Regions from separate parts of the Homo sapiens genome. Here region 2 is linked to region 1. A link is an interaction called in ENCODE POLR2A ChIA-PET data of the cell type or tissue named here. Cell type or tissue: endothelial cell of umbilical vein. All regions are shown on one strand. Links, peaks and the distances in the headings refer to the core of each region. The heading gives the core; the rest is flanking DNA.

Region 1 (6,013 bases), core at 464-5,463:
GGAGGAAAACTGCACTGGATCCTCTCAGAAATGAACTTTCTCTCCACAGGCTCCAGCCCCACTCATTTCCTTTGTCTCTGGAATGAGCCAGCTCTTCCCGGCTCCAGGATATTTTTCCATGCTTTCTGTTTGCCTCAATAGTCTTTCCTCCACTCTTTTCAATGACTGACTCCCTATATTTAAGGTTCCAATTTAAATATAATCCCCCTAAACTCTTTTCCCTGATCACCCAGTCTAAAACTGGCCTCCCTTGTTAGTCTTTCCAAGCTCCTTGTTCTTTTTTTGTCCTGGTACTTTATCACATTTTGTGATTATGTATTGGTTTTTTTTTTGTCTGCTAGACTGACCACTACACTATAGCTTTATGTATTATTTGGTACTCTCTTGGTTGCAAGCAACAGAAACTGCCTTTGGCTTGCTTAAACTATATGACAGGTAGCTTTTGTAATTTAAAGAAAATTCCTGTCTTAGCAAGGACAGGAATGATAAATATTGTAGGACATTTCAGACCTTCATTCACAATTCCAGGCACTTGGGAAATCTGGGAGACCCCCACTCATGTTTCAGATTCCTGGGAGAGAGAATCGATGGGTTGGGTTGGGTTGAATTTCTGCCTTTGGACATCACTGTGCTTCCTATGATGGGCCACTCTGAGGTTAAGAAAGCACGATCTGTTATTTTGTTATGAGAAGGGAGGAAGGGGTGGAAGTAGATGGCTCTGAGCAGGGAACATAGGAGCATCACCAACTTTTATTGAACATGGATTGTGCTTAAGGCCCTAGCTAAGCATCCCTACCTTATCTATAGGTCTCTGATTTATTCAGTCTCCCTGGAGGCCTTTCGGTTTTCAGATGACACAAATCCTCAGCAGCTGTTGTCACCATCAAGAGGCTCTATGCCACTGTGCCTAGGTGAGCGGGATGCCATAGGCTAATCCAGCCTGTTGCATTTCACAGAGCTGGAGGGGTCCAAGCATACCCTTAACAAGACAATCTGGGCACCAGGATACAGTGAGAAAACCTGTGGCTCTATAGAGAAACTTGAGGGAACTTTGCCACTGTGATTTTAACCAAGTCACTTAGCCTGTCTGAGCCTCAATTTCCCATCTATAAAATAGATATAATTACATATATATGCATGCATGTATACATACACATGCATGCGTATATATGTATACATGTACAGTTGACCCTTGAACAACATGCCTTTCAACTGCATGGGCCCACTTATATATGGATTTGTCTCAACTAAACATAGACCAAAAATACAGTATTTGAGGGATGTGAAACCTGCTTATATGGAGGGCTCACTGATTTTGGTGTATGTGGGGGCCCTGGCGCTGATTTCCTGAGTATACTGAGGGATGACTATATGTGTGTATGTGCACATATATACATATGTGTGTGTGTACATGTGCACATATATACATGTGTGTGTATAATAATTGTGAGAACATTGCTTTTAAATGGCTGGCTAGTAAAGACTTTCAAAGATTCCTTTCTACCACATCACCTTACTTTATTTTCCCAATACTACCTGTCCCCATCAGAGATTATTTTATGTATGTATTTATACATCTGTTTATCTGTCTCCCCAGCTGAATGAAAGTTCTAGGAGGGCAGGGACTTATCTGTCTGGTTCAAAGCTATATTTTCAGTATCTGGCACATAGTAGCTCCTTAATAAATATTGTTTGAGCAAGTGAGTGCATGAATGAATGAACAAATGGGGACCCAAGAGGGAACAGAAGGGAAAACAGTAGGTGCCATCTTTTTCTATAGAAGTGACTATGAGTTCCATCAAATAGGTTGCATCCTGTAAGCCACAGTTTCTAGGTTCCTGTAATTCTATTTTCCTTTTGCATTTCTTGACTGAGTCCCTCTTATTTGAACATTCTAGGCTTGTCTCAGCTACACAGGAGTAACAGGAAGGCTGAGGATCAGAGGAGCCCCACTTCTAAAGATGCTAGGATGCCAGTGACAACAGTGAGTCAGGAGTAAGGAATTTTGATGGAGGTGCCCCTCTCCGTCTGGAATCAACCTGGGAGCTTCTGGGTGATCTGCTTGCTGAAAGCAGCAATTTCCTTAACACTTCCTTACAGGGCTGAGGACTCAATGACATCACGTGTAAAGTACCTGGCACATAGTAGGTCCTCCAGGAATGTCAGTTCTAGAAATTAGGCTAGGACTCCATGATCCCAGCCCAGTACATGTTTCTCCTTCAGAACTGGCTAAACATTGCTGCTGAGTGATAAACTATACTTTCTCAGAATCACTGCCAGCTATCCCCCTTGACATTTTCTCTTTTTCAAGAAAAAAGTTTCCTTCTCAACAGTGTAGCAACTCAGCTCAAGCAGAGAAACACAAATTGCCAGGTGCACGGCCAATCTTCGGTGCAATCTAGTGGCTCTCTGGTAACGAAGTTCCACAAACAATGGAATGGCTGACCCCTGGTTCTGAAGTCTCCCACCTGCCTTGTAATTAAACACCTGTTTATGGCCCCGGGGGAGGACGGGTGAATGGCATGATGCTACCGTACGTTTTCAAGCAAACCTTCTTTGTGGTCCTGGCAAGAAGATTCCTCTCAACAGTCTGGGCACCCCCCACCCATTGTTCACAGGGGGCTCAGGGGAGGCCCAGATGGATTCATGGCTGTGAGGAAGCTGCCCAGACAGCCTGCCAGGGTCCAGGAGTGTGGCTTCCTAAGCAAACTTGGCAGATATAGCAGGTCACATTTCAGCGGGGGTTTTAGAATTACTTGTGATTGGATTGTTTGCAATTCAATGGATAAATGCTTGAGGGGATGGATACCCATTCTTCATGGTGTGTATATTTCATATTGCATGCCTGTATCAAAACATCTCATGTACCCCATAAATATATACACCTACTATGTACCCACAAAAATTAAAAATTAACAAATTAAGGCCGGGTGCAGTGGCTCACACCTATAATTCCAGCACTTCGGGAGCCCAAGGTGGGTGGATCGCTTGAGGTCAGGGGTTCAAGACCAGCCTGACCAACATGGTGAAATCCTGTCTCTACTAAAAATACAAAAAAATTAGCCGGGCGTGGTGGTGCATGCCTGTAATTCCAGCTACTCAGGAGGCTGAGGCAGGAGAATCACTTGAATCCAGAAGGCCGAGGTTGCAGTGAGCTGAAATCACACCACTGCACTCCAGTATGGGTGACAGAGTAAGACTCTGTCTCCAAAATAAATAAATACAAAAAAGGTAATTACTTGTGAGATGTTTTTACCTTTTGAACACTTTAGCCTGCTTTATCTTGAGGACCATTCTTTGGCGAGTCTCAAATTCTAAGATTCCAGAAATCGAAAGAAGCTGGAGAAGCAGCTGGTGAATTTCAGCAGATTTCAGTGGCTGAACCTCCCACTTGTGAGACCCGGTGCAGGGAAGCTACTTTGCCCCTCTGTAAAATGGGAATAATAATAACCAATAATACGTATCTTGTGGGCGTACATGATTGCATGATTTAGAACAGTGACCAGCACTCTGTATCATTCAATACATATTTATTCCTCCTTTCCTTTTCTCTGTGTTGCAGAATGACTATCTTGATTGAGTGGGAACTACTTTAACATGATTTCACAAAAAATCATAATTGCACACGGATTACAGCAAAAATAAACTCCCCCTCCTACTCTTAACTGTCATTCCCCTCTCAGAGGTTTCAGTTTCTTGCTTATCCACCAAGATAGTTAATACAGACATTGGTACTTACATACAGGCACTTTTAAAATGACAAATGGTAGCACACAACATACTTCTGTGACTTTCTTTAAAAACAAAATAACAGCTTTATTGAGATATAATTCACATACTGTACAATTCACCCATTTAAAGTGTTTTGTCTTTTTATGTATCACTTATCTCAGAGAGTTCTGTATCAGTATGACTACATACATCTCATTCTTTTCTATAACTGCATCTCATTCCACCATACGGTTGTCCCATAATTTTATTCACTCAGTCTTTTTTTGATGGACATTGAGGTTACTGCCAGTGCTGCAATGAATAATGAGTATCGTTGGATGTGGGCCTTTGTGCATGTCTAAATGTTTCTCTGCCCTTATCTCTTCACTGAGAGTACGGACCTGCTCTTCCGTTACGGTCAATAACAACATCACTAACAAACATGATGCCTGCAAAATAAACCTTCAAATTGTTCTGTTGTTACTGTTGGCTTATGATTTTAACATATACTGGGCAACTCATGTTATTATCATTATCATTATTGTTATTAATGAGACTGAGCATTTTGACAGGGGCTTGGCAGAAAAGTGACAGGGAAAATTGGGGGATATTTGTGGTTTAATAGACAGAATACTATTTACTATTAATCATTGTCAAGGCTGGGTTTGGCAAGCAATAATTATGGACACATCATGCACATTGTAAAACCATCTTCTCCCCATTGCTCTTCCCCATTGCACTCAGAAATGAACTTACACGGACTTGCATAGAGCTCATCCTTAGTTGTTGGAACAGTTCTCGACAACCTGAGGCTGAAATGAAGATCCCTGAACATTTTTTTGACAAGCAATCAGAGGCATGTGCATGTTTCAGTCCATCTTATAATAATAGCAGGAGATACTCACAAAAGCTTTTGCCACTGGCCCGGTGCAATTCTCAGCCCCTTGCCTGTGTTAACCCAGTTACTCTTCACAAGCCTACGAGGCAGAAGCTGTTATTATCACAATCACCCCCATTTTACAGATGAGGAAACTGAGGCATGTGGAGGTTCCGTAAATTGTCCAAGGTCTTCCAGCTTGTGAGTTGGGGAGTCAGGATTTATCTGGCAACCTGACTCCTTTATTTGGCTAACTGCCCCTTTCTATGGCTGCAGAGACTGTAGATGCCATGGCATTTTGTGTCTAACTAAGACACAAAATGTGTGAGAGAATCCAGTCCCTAGCACAATGCTGGGCTCACAGAAGACGTGTGATATATTACACTAATAATTATTATATTATTAATGACACTCTCCTCCTTCTTGTTAAATTCTTCCCTCAAAGATGTACTCTCCTGAAGGCTTTCAGGAATGTCCTGTGAAAACACAAATGTACCTGGGAGCAAATAAGACTCCCTGGTAGAAGTCTGTTCAGTGAAAGGAAAGGGCCCTGGCTTAATTCTCTGCTCTGTAACTTGCAAGCTGAGTGCATTCCCTTCATTTTTACTAAGCCTCAGTTTTCTTATCTGTAAAAGTGGGATAAGAATGACACTGATGCCCATGAATTGCTACAGAATACTGCACAATGAACTTGAAGTATTCACACAGGTGTGCCAGCAGGGGAGGCAGTGGAGAATCGTGGTTCATACACAAACCTTGGGCTCTAGCTGCTTGGTTTCAAAACCCTCCTCTACCATTTGCCAGCTGGGCCGAACTGGGCAAATGATTTCTCCTCTCTCTAAGACTCAGTGCCTCATCTGTCAAATGAGGCTTTTAATGGGACCTATATGGTGGCAATTAAATGACATGCACTTGCAAAGTACCTAACAGTGAGTATTGGGTAAGAGTTAGGTATAGCTATCTTGATTGTCTGGATTGTAAAAAATGGTTGGATCAGGGTTCTCCAGAGAAACAGTTTATTGCCCATTATATTAGCTTGCTGAGGCTGTCATAACAAAATTCCAGACTAGGTGGCTTAGACAACAGAAATTTATTTACATTTATTTATTTATTTATTTATTTTTTGAGATGGAGTTTTACTGTTGTTGCCCAGACTGGAGTACAATGGCATGATCTCGGCTCACTGCAACCTCTCCTCCCGGGTTCAAGTGATTCTCTTGCCTCAGCTTCCCGAGTAGCTGGGATTGCAGGCATGCGCCACCACGCCTGGCTAATTTTGTATTTTTAGTAGAGACAGGGTTTCTCCAGTTGGTCAGGCTGGTCTCGAACTCCCAACCTTAGGTGATGCGCCCGCCTCGGCCTCCCAAAGTGCTGGGATTATAGGTGTGAGCCACCGCACCTGGCCCAGAAATTTGTATCTCACAG
Region 2 (5,747 bases), core at 569-5,568, 260 kb before region 1:
GTGTCATTTTGCAAGTGACCACTGAACTGGCTGTTCATCATGGTCTTCATTGCACTTTGCATTTCAATTAGCATCCTCTGTTTTTCACGCTTAGGAATACGACCAAACCGAACAGCTATTGAAGAAAAAGATATTTAACGTCTATATTCTAAATAAGACCTGTTTTGTATAAAAGAATAACACAAAATTATCCAACAGTTATGGCCTCTAGTCATACATATAAAGAATGAGTCTACATGTCTCTGGTCCACATTTTTCTAAACTTGCTGGTCTTGATGCACCAAAGGAAGTAGGAGAGGGAGAGAAAATTTTCTATTTTCCCCCCACAACAAAGTTAAGGACATCTACCTCCTAGGTATTTTATAAGCAAAGTCTAAGAAAAGAAATAGGAAATTCGGATGGGTGCAGTAGCTCATGCTTCTAATCACAGCACTTTGGGAGGCTGAGGCAGGTGGACCACCTGAGGTCAGGAATTCGAAACCAGACTAGCCAATATGGTGAAACCCCGTCTCTACTAAAAAAACAAAAACTAGCCAGGTGTGATGGCGGGCGCCTGTAGTCCCAGCTATTCTGGAGACTGAGGCAGGAGAATCGCTTGAACCCAGGAGGCAGAGGTTGCAGTGCGTCGAGATGGTGCCAATGCACTCCAGCCTAGGTGACAGAGCAATACTCCATCTTAAAAAAAAAAAAAAAAAAAAAAAAGAAAGAAAAAGAAAAAAGAAATATGAAATTAGCTAATGAAAACCAGTTTGAAGCAGACCAGTATTACTACACAGCTCCTTACTAACAAAGCTGAGGACTGTTCCCAGCAAGGCATGTGTGATTCAGCTACACACATCCATTACCATTAATGGAATCTGGTAGGTGAAATCATTCCCTGAACACCTGGCCCTTGTCAATTCATTTTTGTAACTTTGCTCTCAAGATCTAACTATGAAATTATCTGCTGTCTTCTTTTCCAGCCTCTTTAAAAAAAAAATCCTTAAAAAAAATTCCACAATCAGTAGAAATGCACTTACTGAAAAATAAACTTGGTAGATTTTAATTAAAACCAGTGAAATAAGTAAAAATGAGATAAGTCATCCTCTATTCTTTTAGAAGCTAGTCTTAGAAGGTGTCTTGTCTCCAATAATCCTATCCATGAGAGAAAGAAAAGCTTCTTTCACAGTCTAGTATTTACACAGAGATAATAAAAATTCAGTATACTTGCCCAGAAAGCCTCGTTAATCTAATTGTAGCCTCTAACATTATTGCTACCAAAAACAAACAACTTAATCATGTTTGATACTTTATCTCTACTCCTCCCTTCACAAATGATTGTCAGTTTTATTCTTTCAGGGCAATCACAATATCCATCAACTATTTTTATAGCATTAGTACTTTTAGCACTATAAAAAAAATTTCAGGGAATTGAAAAAACAAAACATCAATTGCTGAAATCTGTTACTCAAAAAACTCCTGGCCACGCCTGATGGCTCACACCTGTAATCCCAGCGCTTTGGGAGGCCGAGGCAGGTGGATCACTTGAGGTCAGGAGTTCGAGACCAGCCTGGTCAACATGGTGAAACCCCCATCTCTACTAAAAATACAAAAATTAGCCAGGTGTGGTGGCGGGCACCTGTAATCCCAGCTACTCAGGAAGCTGAGGCAGGAGAATCACTTGAACCTGGGAGATAGAGGCTACATTGAGACAGAGTGTCACCGTGTCACCCAGGTTAGAGTGCAGTGGCACGATCTCAACTCAGTGCAACCTCCACCTCCTGGGTTCACGCTATTCTCCTGCCTTAGCCTCCCGAGTAACTGGGATTACAGGTGCATGCCACCACGCTCAGCTAATTTTTTTTTGCATTTTTAGTAGATATGGGGTTTCACCATGGCTGGTCTGGAACTCCTGACCTAAAGTGACCCACACACCTCAGCCTCCCAAAGTGTTGGGATTACGGGCGTGAGCCACCATGCCCGGCCATATAAAAAATGTTTTTAAACTCCATTGGTTTTAGGAAAAAATAAAAAGTAATCAAATTGCACAGAAAAAAAATGGCTCTTTTTAGAAGAAGCAACAACAACAGAAGTTTAGCCAAAAACTGTTTCTGGGATGATAATGCTAAAATACGACTTTAATCAATTTGGTGTCCTGTAAAGCATGAAAATATGTTTTCTGCTTCACCTTAAATACAAGAGGGTCCTTGGTAACCGGTTTATAGCTCTGGTTCATGATGAGGAATAAAAGCCAAGCTCCATACACTTTAGGAACACTCTTTAAACTGGGAACATACCATCTCTTGACATTCCAACAGACAGACACTTTTTGAAGCGACATTGCTGACATCTGTTCCTATTCATTCTCATTATAGAACAGTTTTCATTCTTCAGGCACTTCTTGTACTGGATGTTTTGTTGAATACTTCTCCGAAAGAAACCCTAAGAACAAAGGAAGATTTACTTACCCATTTAAAAACACCCAAATGAACTTCTTATAAACACTGCTCCCATACCTATCTAGTGTATATGACGAACTACAGTCCCAGTATATGACTCACTATCTGGGAAACACTATGTCTTAGGACAGAGGGAAATACAATGTTGACACACAGAATTTAATTTCGATTCTTATTGGTATGAGTAAGCACCTAACACCTACTAACCAAACAAAATTCTTCTTCCCTTCAGAGATTCTTTGTCCTTACCCAAAACACCCCTTGCAACAACCACACTACCCTGTTACCAGACCCTGCCTGCAGTCACATTTTCCATCTCATACTTTTATTCACTACAAATTCCAAAACTCTTGAAGTATGAATGACTGATTCTTTTTTTTTTTTTTTTTTGAGATAGGATCTCGTTCTGTTGCCCAGGCTAGAGTGCAGTGGCATGATCACAGCTCACTGCAGCCCTGACCTCCCTGGCTCAATTTTCCAACCACAGCCTCACAAACAGCTGGGACTACAGGCATGCGCCACCACACCCAGCTAATTTTTGTATTTTTTGTAGAAATGAGGTTTTGCCATGTTGCCTAGGCTGGTCTTGAACTCCAGGGCTCAAGTGATCTGCCAGCCTTGGCCTCCCGAAGTGTTAGACTTACAGGGTGTAAGCCACCACCACTCCGGACCTGATTTTTTGTTTGTTTGTTTGCTTGCTTTCTTGAGACAGACTCTTGCTCTGTAGCCCGGGCTGGAGTGCAGTGGTGCGATCTCAGCTCACTGCAACCTCCACCTCCCAGATTCAAGGGATTCTCCTGCCTCAGCCTCCCCAGTAGCTGGGATTACAGGCACGTGCCACCATACCTGGCTAATTTTTTGTATTTTTAGTAGAGACAGGGTTTCACCATGTTGGCCAGGCTGGTTTTGAACTCCTGACCTCAACTGATCCGCCCACCTTGGCCTCCCAAAGTGCTAGGATTACAGGCACGAGCCACCATGTCCAGGCTTTTTTTTTTTTTTTTTTTTTTTAAAGAGACAGGGTCTTGCTCTGTCACCCAGGCTGGAGTACAATGACGTAATAATAGCTCACCGCAACTTCGAACTCCCGGGCTCAAGCAATCCTTCTGCCTCAGCCTCCCAAGAGCTGGGACTACAGACATGTGCTACCACATCCAGCTTTTTTATTTTTTGTAGAGGTAGGGTCTCCCTATGTTGCCCAGGTGGGTCTCACACTCCACCTCAAGCAATCCTACAGCTTCAGCCTCCCAAAGAGCTAGAATTACAGGCCTGAGCCACTGCACCCAGCCTAAATGACTACTTCTTAAAAAGTGGACTGAGAAATATGTTTGATAGCTATAATCCCCTCACTAGATTGTGGATTACATTAACAGAAGTTGGTCTTTCCAGGATCATTACCTGCTGACAATGGCAAGGCCTACTTATACATGACAGAAATCACTGACTACGTGCCAGCAACAGGTAAGTGTTACACCACACACCAACAGAGTAGCTAACTATCCAAGGAAAGACAGTTCCCAACTAGATGGCTACAAACAGCTGCCTTTACTCCACACACAAACAATTCCAGTACATGTTCTGTGATAGGTCTCCAAAGATCTCCAGTTTCATGGTACCAGGGAGGACAGAAAACTCAAGAATGCAATTACTGAAATTATTTTAAACTGCATTTTCCTTTTATATGACAACTAAACACATTTCCCGAATCTATACTAAGTAGTCATGGGACACAACATTTTTATATTTTATTATTGTGATACTATACACTTGACTTAGATACTACAAGAGCTGAACTAGACATTTTAAGAGTACTGCACAGATGTGTATTTATCAAGAATATGCAATCAGCTCATTCAGTTTGTGCTTTTATTTTCTAGCTATAAAGTAAGAATAATGCCTTCCCCAATATTACTTCACTTTTTTTTTTTTTGAGACGGAATCTGGCTCTGTCGCCCAGGCTTGGAGTGCAGTGGTGCAATCTCAGCTCACTGCAAGCTCCGCCTCCCGGGTTCACGCCATTCTCCTGCCTCAGCCTCCCGAGTAGCTGGGACTACAGGCGCCCACCACTACGTCCGGCTAATTTTTTTTTTTTTGTATTTTTAGTAGAGACAGGGTTTCACTATGTTAGCCAGGATGGTCTCGATCTCCTGACCTCGTGATCCGCCCGCCTCGGCCTCCCAAAGTGCTGGGATTACAGGCGTGAGCCACCGCACCTGGCCTATTACTTCACATTTTTGTAAAAAAAAAAAAAAAAAAAAAAAAAGATATATAGAGAAGGAGAATCTTTTTTAAACAATGAAAAAAATGCTACATCTATAAAAAATACTGACTTGTCTTACAAAGTTACCCGGCCATTAAAAGTTAGCAAACTTGGCAGGGCGCGTGGCTCACGCCTGTAATCCCAGCACTTTGCGAAGCCGAGGCGGGCAGATCACCTGAGGTTAGGAGTTCAAGACCAGCCTGGCCAATGTGATGAAACCCCGAATCTACTAAAAATACAAAAATTAGCCTGGAGTGGTGGCGTGTGCCTGTAATCCCAGCTACTCGGGAGGCTGAGACAGGAGAATCACTTGAACCCAGGAGGCAGAGGTTGCAGTGAACCAAGATCACACCACTGCACTTCAGCCTGGGAAATAAGAGCAAAACTCCATCTAAAAAAAAAAAAACTGGCAAACTCGCAATTCATTCAGAGCCACACTTGAAAATATTTCCTCTCCCATCATGTATATTCATTATCTTGTTTACCCATCATATCTCGCCAAACTAGATTCTTGCTTGTGGCCTCAAGTCAGAGAACAGCAAGAACATGTGTCTTCATCACGTTAATTTTTGATACTCAGGAGAAAAGATTGTGCCAAGTTTTTTAAAAAGAGAGAAAGATTCCCTGTATATAGGTAGGGAGGTAGAGACCATCTCACTTGGAATTATTTGACCAATACTCTAATAGCAATAACTAGAAAATAGTCAACTAAACTTACAAATAAACTAGCTTTCCCAAGGGCTCAACTTATATTCAGGATTATTTTACTCACTTGGCATTATTTTTTAAGATACCACATTTTTTTCAAGTATGTAGCAATTATTCCCAGCTCCCAGTACCTGACGTGTCATTAAGTCAAAGTATATGATGAGATCCTAATTCAAAGTTTGGTTTAAACTAAGTTCCCACAAGGCAGAAGTAGTGCCTTCTCTGTTTTGTTCCTTGTTATTTCACTACCACCTAGAACTGTGCTTGACACATTAATGAATGAGCATTTGGTGCACTTGGTTTAACACAATAAGTATGTTTAATTGAGATAGCAAATTTAC

Evidence for each region. Peaks named below come from ENCODE experiments on the same cell type or tissue, not always from the same donor. Only the 100,000 strongest peaks of a DNase experiment are listed, where the experiment ranks them.
Region 2: POLR2A ChIA-PET joins it to region 1 with 5 read pairs; 2 of 35 experiments call an interaction of 5 or more read pairs at or near these places.

What each region holds. Positions count from the first base shown.
Region 1 is chr3:23,698,390-23,704,402 of GRCh38, reverse strand. No RefSeq gene overlaps it. Among named protein-coding and RNA genes, the nearest start is that of UBE2E1, 100 kb to the left of the region's middle. RefSeq lists an enhancer at 1,779-2,391. In endothelial cell of umbilical vein, for the core only: no CTCF peak of the experiment used is centred there; no DNase peak of the experiment used is centred there.
Region 2 is chr3:23,956,345-23,962,091 of GRCh38, reverse strand. NR1D2 (nuclear receptor subfamily 1 group D member 2) reads right to left here. Exons shown (of 8, transcript NM_005126.5): 4 at 2,277-2,421; 5 at 1-115. Among named protein-coding and RNA genes, the nearest start is that of NR1D2, 14 kb to the right of the region's middle. In endothelial cell of umbilical vein, for the core only: no CTCF peak of the experiment used is centred there; a DNase peak (open chromatin) is centred at 2,681; H3K27ac peaks cover 1,438 bases.